2 separate regions of the Homo sapiens genome follow, and region 1 is linked to region 2. A link is a loop called in an ENCODE intact Hi-C map of the cell type or tissue named here. Cell type or tissue: CD14-positive monocyte. All regions are shown on one strand. Links, peaks and the distances in the headings refer to the core of each region. The heading gives the core; the rest is flanking DNA.

What was found. Peaks named below come from ENCODE experiments on the same cell type or tissue, not always from the same donor. Only the 100,000 strongest peaks of a DNase experiment are listed, where the experiment ranks them.
Region 1: it touches region 2 in a loop (2.9-fold over the local background); 4 of 110 quality-filtered maps call a loop at or near these places.

Annotation. Positions count from the first base shown.
Region 1 is chr17:18,913,179-18,921,830 of GRCh38, forward strand. All of the region lies in intron 9 of PRPSAP2 (phosphoribosyl pyrophosphate synthetase associated protein 2), which reads left to right. Among named protein-coding and RNA genes, the nearest start is that of SLC5A10, 35 kb to the right of the region's middle. In CD14-positive monocyte, for the core only: no CTCF peak of the experiment used is centred there; a DNase peak (open chromatin) is centred at 4,133.
Region 2 is chr17:18,971,217-18,979,216 of GRCh38, forward strand. It overlaps SLC5A10 (solute carrier family 5 member 10), which reads left to right. Exons shown (of 15, transcript NM_001042450.4): 8 at 1-2; 9 at 5,638-5,773. It overlaps FAM83G (family with sequence similarity 83 member G), which reads right to left. Exons shown (of 6, transcript NM_001039999.3): 5 at 6,368-7,634; 6 at 1-532. The coding sequence ends at 143. Among named protein-coding and RNA genes, the nearest start is that of SLC5A10, 23 kb to the left of the region's middle. RefSeq lists an enhancer at 1-489. In CD14-positive monocyte, for the core only: no CTCF peak of the experiment used is centred there; no DNase peak of the experiment used is centred there.

The DNA.
Region 1 (8,652 bases), core at 324-8,323, 58 kb before region 2:
CCCTTGTGACAGTTCTCTGCTTGGGCCCTGGCACTCTTTGGGGCATCCTTTGAAGTCTGGGTAGAGGTAGATGTGCCCCCACAGCTCATTCACTCTGTGCACTGTGGAGATGGCCCTGCACGGACACCACTGTGGTTTGTTGCCTGTGCCTTCCAGAGGGGTGGCCCGAGCTATAGTTGGACCTGCTTGAGCTATAGCTGGAGTGGGTAAGGAGTATTCTGGAATGTGGGAAGTGGAGCCTTGAAATCGTTCTGCCCCCAAGACCCTGGCATTCTAGGCTTATGATGAGATGGGCAGTCACAAAGATCTCAGAAATGCCTTTGGGGTCATTGAGTCACTGTCTTGATGAATAGCGTCTGGTTCTTTTTTTTTTTTTTTTTTTTTTTTTGAGACAAGGTCTCACTCTGTCACCCAGGCTGGAGTGCAGTTGTGCGATCATGGCTCATTGCAGTCTCACCTCCTGGGCCCAAGCAGTCCTCCCACTTCAGCCTCATGAGTAGATGGAACTACAAGCACTTGCCACCGCACCTGGCTAATTTTTGTATTTTTTGTAGAGACAAAGTTTTACCATGTTGCCCAGGCTGGTCTTGAACTCCTGAGCTCAAGTGATCCACCCGCCTTAACCTCCCAAAGTGCTTACAGGTGTGAGCCACCACTCCTGGCCGTCTGGCTTCTTTCTATCCATACTAATCTCCTTATCAAATGTTTGCTTGGTGGCTGGGCGCGGCGGCTCACACCTATAATCCCAGCACTTTGGGAGGCCGAGGCAGGTGGATCACGAGGTCAGGAGATCAAGACCAGCCTGGCCAACATGATGAAACCCCGTCTCTACAAAAAATACAAAAATTAGCTGGGCATGGTGGTGCGTGCCTTAAATCCCAACTACTCGGGAGGCTAAGGCAGGAGAATCACTTGAACCAGGGAGTTGGAGGTTGCAGTGAGCTGAGATCCAAGACTGTGCCACCGTACTCCAGCATGGCAACAGAGTGAGACACCATCTCAAAAAAAAAAAGAAAAAAGAAAAGTTTGCTTGGCTACACACTTGGAGTTCTGTCCTGAACATGTTTTTGCTTTTTTTTTTTTTTTTTTTTTTTTTTGAGACAGAGTCTTGATCTGTCTTCCAGGCTGGAGTACAGTGGTGCGATCAGATCTCACTGCAGCCTCCACCTCCCGGGCCCAAGCCATTCTCCTACCTCAGCCTCCCAAGTAGCTGGGACTATAGATGTGTGCACCAGGCCTGGCTAATTTTTTTTTTTTTTTTGGTAGAGACGGGGTCTTGCTTTGTTGCCTAGGTTGGTCACAAACTCTTGGGCTCAAGCAATCCTCCCTCCTTGGCCTCCCAAACTCTTGGGCTTATAGGCCTGAGCCATTGCATCCAGCCTTGCTTTTACATTCTTTACAAGATGGCCAGGCTGATAATTTTCCAAATATTTAAGTTCTACCTCCCCTTTGATGATAAATCTCATCTTTAATTCATCTTCTTGGATTTTAGTATAAGCAGTCAAGAGCAGCCATGCACCCTCTTTTGCCAAAGATTCTATTTCACTGCCCTTTTTTTTTTTTTGAGATGGAGTCTCACTCTGTCACCCAGGCTGGAATGCAGTGGTGCAATCTCGGCTCACTGCAACCTCCAGCTCCCGGGTTCAAGCAATTCTCATGCCTCGGCCTCCTGAGTAGCTAGCACTACAGGTGCACACCACCACACCTGGCTCATTTTTGTATTTTTAATAGAGATGGCATTCCACCATGTTGGCCAGGTTGGTCTCAAAACTCCTGAACTCAAGTGGTCCGCCTGCCTCAGCCTCCCAAAGTGCTGGGGTTACAGACATGAACCACTGCACCCGACCTTTTTTTTTTTTTTTTTGAGACAGTGTTTTACTCTCTTGCTCAGGCTGGAGTGCAGTGGTGTGATCACAGCTCACAGCAGCCTTGACCTCCTGGGCTCAATCGATCCTCCCACCTCAGCCTCCCAAATAGCTGGGACTGCAGGCATGTGCCACCATGTCTGGCTAATTTTTGTATTTTATGTAGAGATGGAGTTTTGCCATGTTGCCCAGGTTGGTTTTGAACTCTTGGGCTCAAAGCGATCCTTCCACCTCAGCCTCCCAAAGTGCTGAAATTACAGGTGTGAGCCACCATGACCAGCCTACTGTCTGTTTTTCTACTAGCATTGTGATCATGACCACTTAGATCATTTCTAAGAAGATTGAGGCTTTCTTTACAGCTGTTTTCTTCTGAGCCTGTCTTAGTCTGTTTTGTGTTGCTATAACAGACTATATAAGACTGGGTATTCTATAAAGAAGACACTTTATTTAGCTCACAGTTCTTCGGGCTGGTAAGTTAAAGAGCATAGCATCACATCTGGCAGTTTCTGGTGAGGGCCACACACTAGGTTGAAACATGGTGGAGAAGAAAAGTGAGCAGGCGGGTGCAGAGAAATCACATGGCAAGAGAGGAAACGAGAGAGCCTGGGAAGCCAAACTCATTTTTATAACAACCTGTTCTCATGGGAACTAAGTGCCCTGAGAGCAAGAACTCACTCACCCCCATAGGAAGGCATTAATCCATTCATGAAGGATCTGCCTCTGTGACCCAAACATCTCCCACTAGGCCCCACCTCTCAATAGCGCACACTGGGGATCAATTTTTTTTTTTTTTTGAGACGGAGTCTTGCTCTGTCGCCCAGGCTGGAGTGCAGTGGTACGATTTTGGCTCACTGCAAGCTCCACCTCCTGGGTTCAAGCAGTTCTCCTGCCTCAGCCTCCCGAGTAGCTGGGACTACAGGTGCATGCCACCACACCCGGCTAATTTTTTGTATTTTAGTAGAGATGGGGTTTCACCTTGTTGCCCAGGCTGGTTGAACTCCTGAGCTCAGGCAATCTGCCTACCTCGGCCTCCCAAAGTGCTGGGATTACAGGCGTGAGCCACTGCGCCTGGCCCAAATTTTTAACATAAGTTTTAGTGGAGACAAACTACATCCAAACCAAAGCAGAACTCTCACCAGAGCTCCCCTTTACGGTCTGTACATAGCAATACAGTCTTTTTCTAGCCTTTTCCTCTTCCAGCCTCTGCCCATTACCCAGTTCCAAAGCCACTCCTGCATTGGTGGGTATTTAATACAGCAGCAACTCACTTCTCAGTACCAATTTCTGTCTTAGTTTGTTAAGGCTACTATAACAAAATACCTTAGACTTGGTATTTTTTTTTTTTTTTTGAGACGGAATTTCGCTCTTGTTGCCCAGGCTGGAGTGCAATGACACGATCTTGGCTCACCGCAACTTCCACCTCCACCTCCCGGGTTCAAGCGATTCTCCTGCCTCAGCCTCCTGAGTAGCTGGGATTACAGGCGCGCACCACCACGACTGGCTAATTTTTGTATTTTTAGTAGAGACAGAGTTTCTCCATGATGGTCAGGCTGGTCGCGAACCCCTGACTTCAGGTGATCCGTCCACCTCAGCCTCCCAAAGTACTGGAATTACAGGCATGAGCCACTGCACCCGGCCAGACTGGGTAATTTATAAACAACAGAAATTCATTGCTCACAGTTCTGGAGACTGGGAAGTCCTGGATCAAGGCACCAGCAGATTGGTGTCTGATGAGGGCTCACTCTGCTCCTGAGGTGGCACCTTGTTACTGTGTCCTCAGATGGTGGAAGGAGCAAGGCAGCTCTCTGTAAGGGCACTAATCCTGTTCATGAAGGCAGAGGCCTTGAGCCTTAATCATTTCCCAAAGGCCCCACTGTTAATACTATCACATTGGGTATTAAGTTCCAACATAGCATTTTGAGAGGACACCATCTTCAGACCACAGCACTCTCTTTGTCTATGCAAAGACCAGGAGGAAATAGGAAGAATGAATGTAGTTGGGTTGGGGTGGTAGAGTTATGCATGAATTTGTTTTTGTGTTTAAGAAACTTCCCCATGCCTTAATAACATCTTCTTAATTAAAAAAAAAAATGCCACCTTCGAGTTGTTGGGGAAGAACCCTAACCCCCTGCCCTCATAGATTCAGTGTTTGGTGGCATATGGACTAAACTGGCAAAAGACAGATGAGGAAGAGGAAAGGCAGTTTAATCACATACATACAGATGTGTGTGATTAAACTCTTTTGTGAGTCACAAAAATGTGACTCGAAGTGGTTACAATTTGGGGCTTATATAGCATCTTAATAGGGGAACAGGAGGGGCAGAAAAGGCCCCTGTGGGAAAACAGATGACTTCTTTTTTTTTTTTTTTGAAACGCTCTTTTGCCCAGCCTGGAGTGCAGTGGTGCAATCATGGCACACTGCAACCTCGGCCTCCCAGGTTCAGGCGATTCTCCTGGGTAGCTGGGACTACCGGTACATGCCACCATGCCCAGGTAATTTTGGTATTATTATTATTATTATTATTATTATTATTATTATTATTTTTTTTTTTTTTTTTTTTTTTTTTTTTTTTTTTAGTAGAGACAGGGTTTCGCCATGTTGGCCAGGCTGGCCTCGAACTGACTGCAAGTGATTCGCCCGCCTCGGCCTCCCAATGTGCTGGGATTACAGGCGCCCGGCCAAGATGACTCCTTAATAGGGGAAGAGGAGGAGGGAGGGGACTGATGGGAAGTGGGCGCTGAGGAGAAAAGATGGGAGAGAGGCTAGTTTTTGACAGCGTCTGTTTAGGTGTGGTCTGGACTTCTTCTGGTCTTAAGCGATAAGAGTCAGTCTTCCCTGGTGTTCCCAGGGAGGAGATTTATCACAGTTGAGTTCTTTGGAGTTATTTTGTGAGGCTCTGCTTTTCAGCATATAAGGGACTTCAGGAACTCAAATGCTTTCAGCTCAAAATAATTTTTAGGTCACAGAGGTATATTCTGGACTGTTAGGTTTTTGCCTTGCCCAGGAGTTTGCTCATTTATAAATAGAGGGAAAAAAAAACCAGAGAAGGAACTAGTGTGGTTGGGATAGCCATGCACGCAGCTGGGATTCCAGCTATACTTTGTAGATCCCAACTGAGGTGGAAAGGGAAGGCCATCTGGGCAGGGGTTAAATCTCCTAAGGGGTGGGGGACTGAGCTTGAGTTTGCATCTGGCTCCATCACTTATCAGCTGTGTGTTCTTGGGCCTGTTGTTTTTCTGAAAAAGAGCGACAGCAAGAGGCCATCCTCAGAGTGGACCCATGATAGGCCAAGATGGTGGAAAGCCCAGGACGAGCCCTCAGGACCCAGCACTGCCTGCCTTATGTGAGTGAGATAGGACTGCAGTGGTGAGACGTTCAGTGATGGGCCATGGTGTGGCCAGGAAGACACTAGCCTGACTACCAGGAGGCCCCTGGAGGGAAGAGATGGACTAAGATAGCAGTATCTGCGGGGAGCCAACCAAGGAGGACTTTGAATACCAGTAAATACACTCGTGTCCTAGAAGGCAGCCCACAAAGGCTCTCGATCCGGGCCATTTAGTGTTCAGCAGGCCAGGCCTGCATCTGTGTTTGGGATAGGGCTGCAAGTGCAGAGGCCAGATCCGGGAGGCTGATGAAGTTGAGCAGGCACATGGGAGGAGAGCTTGATCTCTTGGGCTATGCTGTCCAGTCGGGTGGCCACTGGCTACATGTGGCTCCTGCACACTGGGAACGGGGTGGGGAGCAGTGGGAGTGTGAAGGACACACCCCTAATCTGAAAACTTTAATGTAAGTATCTCATTAGTGAAGTTTTATTGACTCTGTGTTAAAATGGTAATATTTTGATATGTTGAATCAAATCAAACATGTTATTAAAATTAATTTTACCTTTTTTTGTGCTTTTGTAATGTGGCTACTAGAAAATCTGAAATTGCATATGTGGCTTTCATTTCTGTTGTGCGTTATTGCTCTAGGGGTTGGTAACAATGGGAATGAAAGTGACAGAGCACATTGAGAAATGTTAAAAAGACGATGGGAGGGAGGCCAGGTACTTTGGCGCACTCCTTTAATCCCAGCACTGTGGAAGGCTAAGGTGGAAGGTTTGCTTGAGCCCAGGAGTTTGAGACCAGCCTGGGCAACATAGCACAACCCCGTTTCTACAAAAAGTTTAAAAATTAGCCAGGCGGCTGGGCGCAGTGGCTCACACCTGTAATCCCAGCACTTTGGGAGGCCGAGGTGGGTGGATCATGAGGTCAGGAGTTCAAGATCAAACTGACCAAGATGGCGAAACGCTGTCTCTACTAAAAAATATAAAAATTAGCCAGGTGTGGTGGTTCGTGCCTGTAATCGCAGCTACTCAGGAGGCTGAGGCAGGAGAATCACTTGAACCCAGGAGGCAGAGGTTGCAGTGAGCTGAGATTGTGCCACTGCACTCCAGCCTGGGCAACACAGTGAGACTACCTCTCAAAAAAAAAAAAATTAGCCAGGCATGGTGGTGTGCCTGTAATCCCAGCTACTTGAGAGTGAGGTGAAAGGATCACTTGAACCCAGGAAGTCGAGGCTGCAGTGAGCCATGATGGTGCCACTGCACTCCAGCCTGTGTGACAGAGTGAGACCCTGTCTCTAAAAAAGATAGCAGGAGGGAATGAACATTTTTAGTGTATTAGTCTCCAGTACAGCCCTTTTAATTGAGTGATGATTTTCCACTTTATAGATAAACAGGATCAGAAAGAGAAAGCGACTTCCCTGCAGTCACATAGTGACAAGCTGGACATGTCTGACTAAAACCTGTGCTTTTTCCACTGTGTTCTTGGGTCTCTTGGACTTAGTAATGGGGATTTAAGGAGGAGGAAGGCAGTGAGATAGAGCCAGGGTTCAGGATTTGGGGCTGGGAGGGTGTTAATAAAGCGTTTGGCTCAGGACCTCAAAGCCTTTTGCTTGTGTGTGCATTTCTCACAGCCTCACGTGCCCAGGCTGTTGGTGCTGGGGGGTAGGCCTGGGGCTGCCGCTCCCTTTCAGAATCCTTGCCTGGCCTCAGAGGGGCTTGTGTCTAGGAACCTCAGCAGAACCCTGCAAGGGCTGGCTGGGACCATTGGTGAGATGAGCCATGCCCGGGAGCATGGAAGAATATATGTTCCTCTTCAGTCCTGTAAGCACATGGGCTGTGATGAGGAACGCGTTGGCAGTCTTTAGATGAACGCTGCTTCTTTGGAACTTGCTGGGTGTTAGCTTTTGGTGTGGCCTTTGGGAGTGGACTCTGGACTGCAGACACTGAACTACAGGTTTCCCATCTGGAAATGAGTTCATAGGACTGGATGATCTCTATGTTCTTTCTAATATTTCTTTACTCGTGGGATCTTTATGTTTCATTCATAATTTTAATTATAATGTTTCTATGTTTATGTTTTGACTCAAGTAGTGATCACTACAGGCCGTCTTTGGGAATGCAGTAGAATTTTAGTTTCATAGATCCTAAATATTTGATTGTTTTTATACATTTGATGATTGGACACCCTACATAGAATACTTTTTTAAGGTACTAGCAAATAATATATGAAGGGAAAAGAAAGCATTCTTCCTGTAGCATCTCGAATATAAAGATTTTGTTATTTAGTATTAGATTTTAAAAATTATTTTGTATCCTCTGATTTCTTATAGATGAAAATATGCCTACTAAAAAACAATGAAAATACTTTTTCAGAATATAAGCACTATATATAATATTTGAAAATATTATCCATAAAAGTTAGAAGAAAATAATAATTAGTGCTTGATGCCACTATTCAAAGACACACCACTTTAATTTGGTGAGCCTCTTTTTGGTTTTTCACCCTTATTTTCATAAAGCTGCGATGCATGCTTCATACATAATTGTGCATGTTGCTGCCTCCTTCTCCCAGCTGCCCGACGTGTCATCTCAGGTCACCAGAAACTTTGACAGGAAACAGCAATTTCTTTTTTTTTTCTTTGAGACTGGGTCTCACTTTGTCACCCAGGCTGGAGTGCAGTGACAATCACGGCTCACTGCAACCTTGACCTCCCAGGCTCAAGCGATTTGTCCACCTCAGCCTCTTGTAAACAGCATTTTTATGGCTAATAACCCATCGTATGAATGTGGCTTAGACTGCCCAACCACAGCCTAATTTGGGGTTTTTATGTTTTCTTCTGTTCTTTGCCCTTATAATGTGGCAGGAAATATATGTGGATAAAACACTTTTCCCATACTTTGGCTTATTTCATTTCAAGCTTCTAAAAGTGAGATTAATGAGTCAGAAGGTATGAATATAAGGCTTTTTGTCAAATTGATTTCCTAGAGGGTGATTCATTATACTTTTTCACCGGCATTGAGGTCAAGTGTCCTGGGAGTAGGACTGTTGAAAATGTAAAAAGTCACTTCAGTTCTGGAATTTATCTTGCTTTGCTTTGTTTTGTTACACTTTTTTGCCCTCTCCTGATGCTCACCTGGGGTCACACATTGCCTCTGGTTGTCATATGTCTTTCATCTCTTTCAATCTAGAGCAGTGGTTCTCAATTAGGGAGTGGATATTGTCTCCTAGAGGTCATTTGGAAATGTCTGGAGATAGTTTTGATTGTCAGAATCAAGGGGGTGGCTACTGGCATCTAGTGAGTAGAGGCCAAACATGCTGCTAAACTTCTCACAGTACGTAGGGTGGTCCCTTGCAGCATAAACGTGTCTGGCCCAAGATCTCAGCAGTTGAAAAGTCCCAATCTAGAACAGTATTTTAACTTTTTCTTTTTGTGACATTGCCTTAAAAGAAAATTGAAGTC
Region 2 (8,000 bases), core at 1-8,000:
AGGTGAGTGCCAACGTCTCCCGCCCATCCCACCTTCCTGCCGTCCCAGTGGGCTCTGGTAGGCCCAGGCGGCCTGTCTGCCCTCCGCGTCATGAGTCTGGGCTGGGGCCTCAGAAGGTGTGGCTCCAGGCTGGGACATGCTGCTAGGGGTCTTTGCGGTCCCGGGGGGCTTGAGCCCTCCGTTTAGAATCCGATGAGGCCCACTGGCTACCGCCCGTCCTGGCCTTTAGGTGCTTCGACTGAGACAGTTTGGAGTATGGGATTCCGAAGGGACTCGGATGCTCCTCGGTGGCCCTGCCATCGGTCATGGGGCGGGCATTTTGGGCCAGTCTTGGGCTGCCGGGATCCGGAAGCAGGCGGGGTACCTGACCTCCCTTGGCCTGCCAGTGGTGGGGGCCAGCCATGGCTGGGCCAGCGTTTCTGGTAGAGCTCTGGACGCTGTCAGCAGCAGAGCGGTACCTAGGGGGTCCTGGGAAGCCGTCTTTATCCCTAGTCCCTGAGGCAGGGACCCTGTGATGATGAAACTGCTGGCCCTGGGAGAGAGAGAGCAGAGAGTGAGGCTGAGCAAGAAGGGCCAACCCCGCCCCAGCACAGGACCCTGCTCAGGCACACAGGAGCCGGCAGGCCCGGGTTCGCCTCCTGGCTCTGCCATTCACCAGGGAGTGGGCCTAGACCAGTTGGTTTAGTCACTCGATGCCTCAGTTCCCCTGTCTGTAATATGGGAATAATCCTGCCCTTTGTGGGTGTAGCAAGGCAGCTTCCTCCCAGCTCACCCCCGCAGCCTCCTCTATTCCGACACAGGCCTGGGACGTGGTTGGAAATGGGCTGAATGGGGTTGTTGGAGGCAATGCAGGAGTTTCTGTTGAGTGCAGGGGGTGACTCTGGCCCTGCCCTCAAGACCCTGTCACCAGCCCTCCAGGTGACCTCAGATGAGCTGCTTCCTGTCTCTGGGCAGAAGCAGATGGTGCCCTTGCTTTGCTTGTCCCAAAGGCCGTGGGCAGCTCCAGGGAGCATGGGGGTGGGAAAAGGCCTGTGAAGCAGTGGGCACAGGCCCCACAATTGTCCATGCCTCTGGACCCAGCCCCAGGGGTCCACCATAGGACAAGGCAGCCACAGCCAGCCTCTGTGGAATGAACGATCACAGCGCTCACACAAGCCTTTCCCACGTGGCCTACCCTGGGAGTAGGCCCGACCAGCTCCATTCATAGGCCAGAGCACTGAGGCCAGAGACAGAGCTGGATCCGAACCCAGAGTGGAGTGACTTTTCCGTGGTTCCCGACTCTGCTCTTCCTCTCCCAAGCAGCACGGGCTCCATCAGTATCTGCCCAGAGACCCTCCCTGGGTTCCAACAGTAAGAACGGACCTGGCCGGGGGCGGTGGCTCAAGCCTGTAATCCCAGCACTTTGGGAGGCTGACATGGGCGGATCACGAGGTCAGGAGATCGAGACCATCCTGGCTAACACAGTGAAACCCCGTCTCTACTAAAAATACAAAAAATTAGCTGGGCACGGTGGCAGGCGCCTGTAGTCCCAGCTACTCGGGAGGCTGAGGCAGGAGAATGGCGTGAGCCCAGGAGGTGGAGTTGACAGTGAGCAGTGAGCCGAGATTGTGCCACTGCACTCCAGCCTGGGGGACAGAGCGAGACTCCGTCTAAAAAAAAAAAAAAAAAGAACAGACCCCAACTAGGAGCTATCAGAAGCTCTGGAAGGCTGGGCCTCAGTTTCCCCATCTGTAACACGTGGTCCTCAAGCAGGGCCCCTCATGCTCCGGCATGCTGTGCTCACAAGCTGCCCACATCCGCCATGCCTCATGGGAGGGCTTTCCAGGGAACATGTGGGCTCACAGCAGGCGTCTGCCCAGTTCTCCTGGGAGGGCTGAGGGCCAGCCCCAGTGGGCAAGGGGCTGGTGAAAGGTTGGCCGTGGAGGGCACAGTAGGCAAGTGGTACCCTGCCAGGCTGAGCCCCTTTACACCCGCCACCTCCCACCTCCTCCCAATGCAGCATGGGCTTGGCATGGCACGGTCTTCTCTGGGTGGAACATCAGTCAGGAGATTTTCCCATCAAGGCCAAACGAATCTGCACATGTCCTGGCCTTGGGGTCAGGGTTGGGCAGGCCCCACTGCACAGATAAGGAGCCCGAGGCCCAGAGAGGATCACACAGGGAGGTGGAGGAGGAACACTGCTGACCCCAGGTGGTTCAGGACACCAACCAGCATTGGAGCTGTAGCCTGGCCTCTGCCCTACCTCCCCATCCTCTACCCCTTGGGCTGGGTCTGCCTGGTGGATGCGGGGCCTCGGTCCAGAAACCCAGGCACTAGTCCTACTTGAGGTTCCTGGTCTCTGTGTGGCTCTCACTGACACTGGGGACTTTTAGGGGCACCTAGAGGTCTGACTCCACTTTGCTCTGTGGCCAGGGTAGCCCTCAAAGATAGCCACAGTCTAGTCAGAAGGGAGGTAGCAGTTCTGTGTGTTGAGACCATAGGGGTGTTTTGCTTTTTTTTAAGATGGAGTCTTGCTCTGTTGCTCAGGCTGGAGTGCAGTGGCACCATCTCGGCTCACTGCAACCTCCGCCTCCTGGGTTCAAGTGATTCTCCTGTCTCAGCCACCCAGGTAGCTGGGACTACAGGCATGTGCCACCACACTCGGCTAATTTTTGTATTTTTTTTTAAGTTTTTTTTTTTTTTTTTTTTTTCCCAGAGACATAGTCTTGTTCTGTCACCCAGGCTGGAGTGCAGTGGTGTGATCTCAGCTCACTGCAACCTCCGCCTCCTGGGTTTGAGCAATTCTCCTGCCTCAGCCTCCTAAGTAGTTGGGATTACAAGCGTGTACCATCATGCCCGGCTAATTTTTGTATTTTTAATAGAGACGGGGTTTCACCATGTTGGCAAGGCTGGTCTCGAACTCCTGACCTCGTGATCCGCCCACCTAGGCCTCCCAAAGTGCTGGGATTACAGGCATGAGCCACCATGCCCAGCCAATTTTTGTATTTTTAGTAGAAATGGGGTTTCACCATGTTGGCCAGGCTGGTCTTGAACTCCTGACCTCAAGTAATCCACCCATCTTGGCCTCCCAAAGTGCTGGGATACAGGCATGGACCGTTCACTATCTTCTGGCTCATCCATGACAAGTAGGTGGCATTTTTCTAACCAGAAACAAAACCAGTAACAAAGAGGCAAAGGGTCCAGTGGACAGAGCCCTGGTCTGGGCTCCCGTCTGGGCTATGCCCCTGCCCCTCCCTGGGCCTTGGTGTCCCTGTCTGTGAAACAGGGCAGTGCACAGACCAGAAGGCCTCCCAGGGTCCTGCCAGCTCTGTCACCTGCTGATGCCGCAGCTCCAGGCCGGGTGCCCTCCCTTAGTCAGTAGCAGCCACCTCAGTCATAACAGCAACCACAGCTTTCGTGGGCAGCGTGCTGACTCCAATGGCCACACCCCAAAACTCACTCATCATCTTCCCTGAGAAAGAGAACTCACATTCACCGGAGGCCCTTGAGGAGCCAGGGACAGGCTTGGCCGGCTACACTAGCAGCCTCACTTAAGTCGTTGCAACAACTCTCCTCATTTTGCAGATGAGGAGCCCAAGGTGAAATGGCCACTCAGGGAGTGAGTGCCGGCTTCCTCAGGGAAGAGCGCCTGGCTGGGACTAGACACCAGTGCTGGGAGGTGGGGGTGAGCAGTGGCCTGCTGACATCTGAGTTGGGGGCCCAGCCTTGCTATCTGACAGTCAGGGGTGGGGAAAGCCCCTGCCCTATTCAGGGGGACTGGCAGGCCTCACAGCTCATGGAAACTCTGAGCCTCAGCTTCTCTACTTGGGGTGACAGCACCTGTCCCAGGGCCAGCTGACATGAGCACAGATTGGAATATAGAGGCAAATATCCCACCAATGGCAAAAAGACATTCAGGGTCTTAGGGAAATGCTTCTCTCCCAAGCACCTAGACAGAACCACCGTCTAACTCTCTCATTGTCCAGATGGGGCAACTGAGGCCCAAACTGAGGCAAGGGCTTCTCCCAAGTCACAGCAAGCTGGCAGAGAAGCAGGAAGGACAGCAGCTTGCCCTGCGTTCGGAGGCTGCAGCCCGCAGGCATTCCTAGCCTCTGTAATTAATGTTTCCGTGACATCCACAGCTTAGGGGTAAATGCTGGGAGCCGTCCGTTAAACTAGCAAGCTTGGAAAGTAAGTTAAAATCACGGAGGCAGCCGGATGCGGTGGCTCACACCTGTAATCCCAGCACTTTGGGAGGCCGAGGCGGGCAGATCACCTGAAGTCGGGAGTTCAAGACCAGCCTGACCAACATGGTAAAACCCCATCTCTACTAAAAATACAAAAAAAAATTAGCCGGGCGTGGTGGCTCATGCCTGTAATCCCAGCTACTTGGGAGGCTGAGGCAGGAGAATCCCTTGAACCCTGGAAGGCAGAGGTTGCGGTGACCCGAGATTGCGCCATTGCACTCCAGCCTGGGCAACAAGAGTGAAACTCCATCTCAAAGAAAAAAAAAATCATAGAGGCTTCCTGCTCCTGAGTTGCAGCTGGTGACTTAAACTGTGGAACCGCAAAGGAAAACTAGTTACGTTTCAGAGTCATAGGTCGTACAACTTTGTGAACGTACTAAAAACCATGGGAACAGTGTACACTTTGGGTGAATTATATGGTCTGTGAATATCTCAATAAAGCTGTTTAAAAAGTAACTCTTTTGGGCTGGGCACGGTGGCTCACGCTTGTAATCCCAGCACTTTGGGAGGTCGAGGCGGGCGATCACGAGGTCAGGAGATCAAGACCATCCTGGCTAACAAGGTGAAACCTCGTCTCTATTTTAAAAATACAAAAAATTAGCCGGGCGTGGTGGCAGGCGCCTGTTGTCCCAGCTACTTGGGAGGCTGAGGCAGGAGAATGGCGTGAACCCGGAGGCGGAGCTTGCAGTGAGCCGAGATCGCACCACTGCACTCCAGCCTGGGCGACAGAGCAAGACTCCGACTCAAAAAAAAAGTAACTCTTTTGAAGTAGAATCGTAATATCAGTGCTGGGAGAGATCTCAGACATTATGGGTCCAAATTACCGCTCCCTCCTCCCATTCTGCAAATCTGGAAAGGCCTGGTTAGGATTTGCTGAAGGCTCCCAGAAGGGCCGGTGTCCTCAGATAGCTTCTAGCCTCCCTCTGCTACTGAACTGCAAGCTTTCAAAACCCCAGGTCTTAAAGCACCTGAACTCTGCCAGCCATGCAAACACAGTTGGCGCCAGTGTCTGCTCCTGGCACTATAAATGTGCCAGCTGCTGTCATGAGGGTCCAGGAGATGAGGGTAGGGGTGTATGTCCCCATACCACCCCACCCAGGGTCTCCTCCAGCCCTGACAATTGCCAGGGGTGGTGGGCTGGGCAGGATCCACACCTCCCCTATTGACAGGTCAGGGGACTGAGTCCCTGGGAATGAGTGTACCTCGGCTCTCGCTGCTTGGCCTGCTGAAGTGAGCTCTCCTGGTGGGACCCTGACAGTATTGGGGCTTTGAGTGTGGCTGTTTTGGGCAGGTCAGAGGCTAATGGGACATCATCGTGCCTCATGCCCATTCCCTGAGGCCCACCAAGGACCAATCCTGACACAAGTGTCCCTCAGGCTTGGACTCACCCCGTCTCGCACTCCACCCCCAGGTCATCGTGCAGCGATCACTGTCAGCCCGGGACCTGAACCATGCCAAGGCGGGCTCCATCCTGGCCAGCTACCTCAAGATGCTCCCCATGGGCCTGATCATCATGCCGGGCATGATCAGCCGCGCATTGTTCCCAGGTAGGACGGGCTCCGGGCACTGAACCCAGGCTGCAGGGCACCCAGGGTTCTGGGACCTTGTCCTGCAAACGTCACCAGAAGAAGAGGCAAAGGATAGATGTGAACTGTTCCCCAACCTGGGGAGTGGGGAGAGTGGTCCTCAGGGCCACAATCAAAGGGATTAACATGGATGTGGCTTGGCACAAGGTCTGGACAGGTATCACTTACTGCTGTGTGACCTCAAGGCTGTAAATGAACGTCCCTGTGCCCCGCCTTTTCCTCATCTGCAAACTAGGGACTGTGCCACCCATCTGGCAGGTGCCATCAAGATCCTCTAACCACAGGCTTTGGAGACCTCTAGGTGGGGAAACGTGCATTTTCTTAGGTTGCCTTTTCAGGATGCTGGGACCAAGAGTCCCCAGCATTAATGATGGCCTTCCATATGGCCCTGGCCGGTTCCCACCCCTGCCTGTTCATCAAGTTTCCCCATCTGTAACAAGGGAATTGAAGTCATCAGAGTCAGGGACATGGTAGCCCAGAAGACAACAGCTCGAGCTCTTGGGTGGCTGGCAGGGAGGGACTCGTGACCCCTGGTGTGCAGGGACCCTGACCCACCTGTGCCTCCTTGTCTGTGGAGCGCTGGGCCTGCATCCTCTTCAACGCATCTGCTTCTTCTCTTCCCCGACTCTGGGCCCATGGGGAGCCACCCTGGGGTCCAACAAAGGTCCCTCGGGTTATATGGGGGGCACTCAGCTGCCGGCGCGGTGGTGGGGTTGGCCCGTTGGCCACTTGCTCTGAGTGGCGCCTCCGGAGAGGGACTGAGTGCTCTCTCACCTCGAAGTACTCCTCTGACACAGAGGAAGCCACTGAGGGCCGTCGGGGGCCAGGGCCACGGCCGGAGCTGCCTGAGTGGCTGTCCTGGTCACTGAGGGTTACGTAGTCGTCATCATCTTCTTCTTCCACCCCATCCAGCCCATTGGGGAGCCCCACCCCGAGGCTCTCGGGGTCATCCTGGGTCACAGATAGCTGCCGCTGGAGTGGGGCGTGGCCTGGGCCTGCCATCCTGGGTAGCCTATGGTCTGTCCCATTCTGGGGAGCTTCCTCTTTGGGGAGCTCCAGGACCCAGCCAATATCACTGCTGTCCCGGGCTAGTACATCTGCCACAGGGACTGTCCGGGGCTTGGGCACGGGGGGCAATGGCTCAGGGTCCCCCTGGGGGAGGCCGTTCTCAGCTGGGACACCGTCCTGGGGGGCACTGGGCTCTGGGGGAGGGCAAGGCTCTGGACGGGGCCTGCTGTCCTGGCTCTGCTTCCACAGCTGGTGCTGGGCGCTGGCCTGGGAGGTGTCACGGATCTTGATGCGGTTCATCTGGCTGGGCTGGGGGTTCCAGATGTTGGGGTCGATGATATTGATGTAGCCCAGGATGTCGCTGCCAGGCTCCGGGTCTGGCTCCACCCACGTGGGCAGGTACTCAAACATGTTGGCCCTCTCCAGGTGAAGCAGTCCTGGGTGGATGGGTGGCAGCAGCTCGGGGAGTTCCCCTGGATGCTCAGCCAGCGCTGGGCCTTTCAGCCCCAGGGGCTTCTTGGCCTCCTGCTTCTCAGAGGAGATCTTGGCAATCTCGTCGACGCTCTTGGCCTTGACAAGTGCGTACTTGGGGTTGACGAGCTTCTTGGCCACAGTGCCCGCGGGCACCAGGGGGACCACAGAGGGCAGCACAATAGGCTCCGGCTCCGGTTCCTTCTCCATAGGGATGCCCTTGAGGCTCACACTGTGTGACATGAGGTACAGCTCCTGGAACTGCCGGTCAAACATCTCCACCACCTGGCCAGACAGCACAGAGATCACATTCCGGTCCGTCCGCGCGGCCGACCACGTGAAGCTGCAACAGAGGGAGGGGGCGCTGGTCAGGCACATGACCCTGCTTCCTCCGCCCAGCCCCCGTGCACCCATAGCCGCTGGGCCTCAGACTGTGGCCACAGGGCCCTGGGATCAAGAAGTGAATGGGGGCAGAGAGCAGGTGCATACTGTGGGGTCAGACTGAGTCGGATGTCAAGCAAGTTGGTTGCACCAAGCCCATTCCCACCTCTGCAAATGACAGGGCACTGTGCTCCTCTCAGGCTGGTACAGGATTCACTAAGCAGCTCAGGAAGGCCCTGGACACTGTGGGGGGTTCTGCATGTGGTGGCCGCTGCTGCCATGCGTCTATGCTGCCACCAACCCCCATGTAACCATGGGCAGCGCCCAC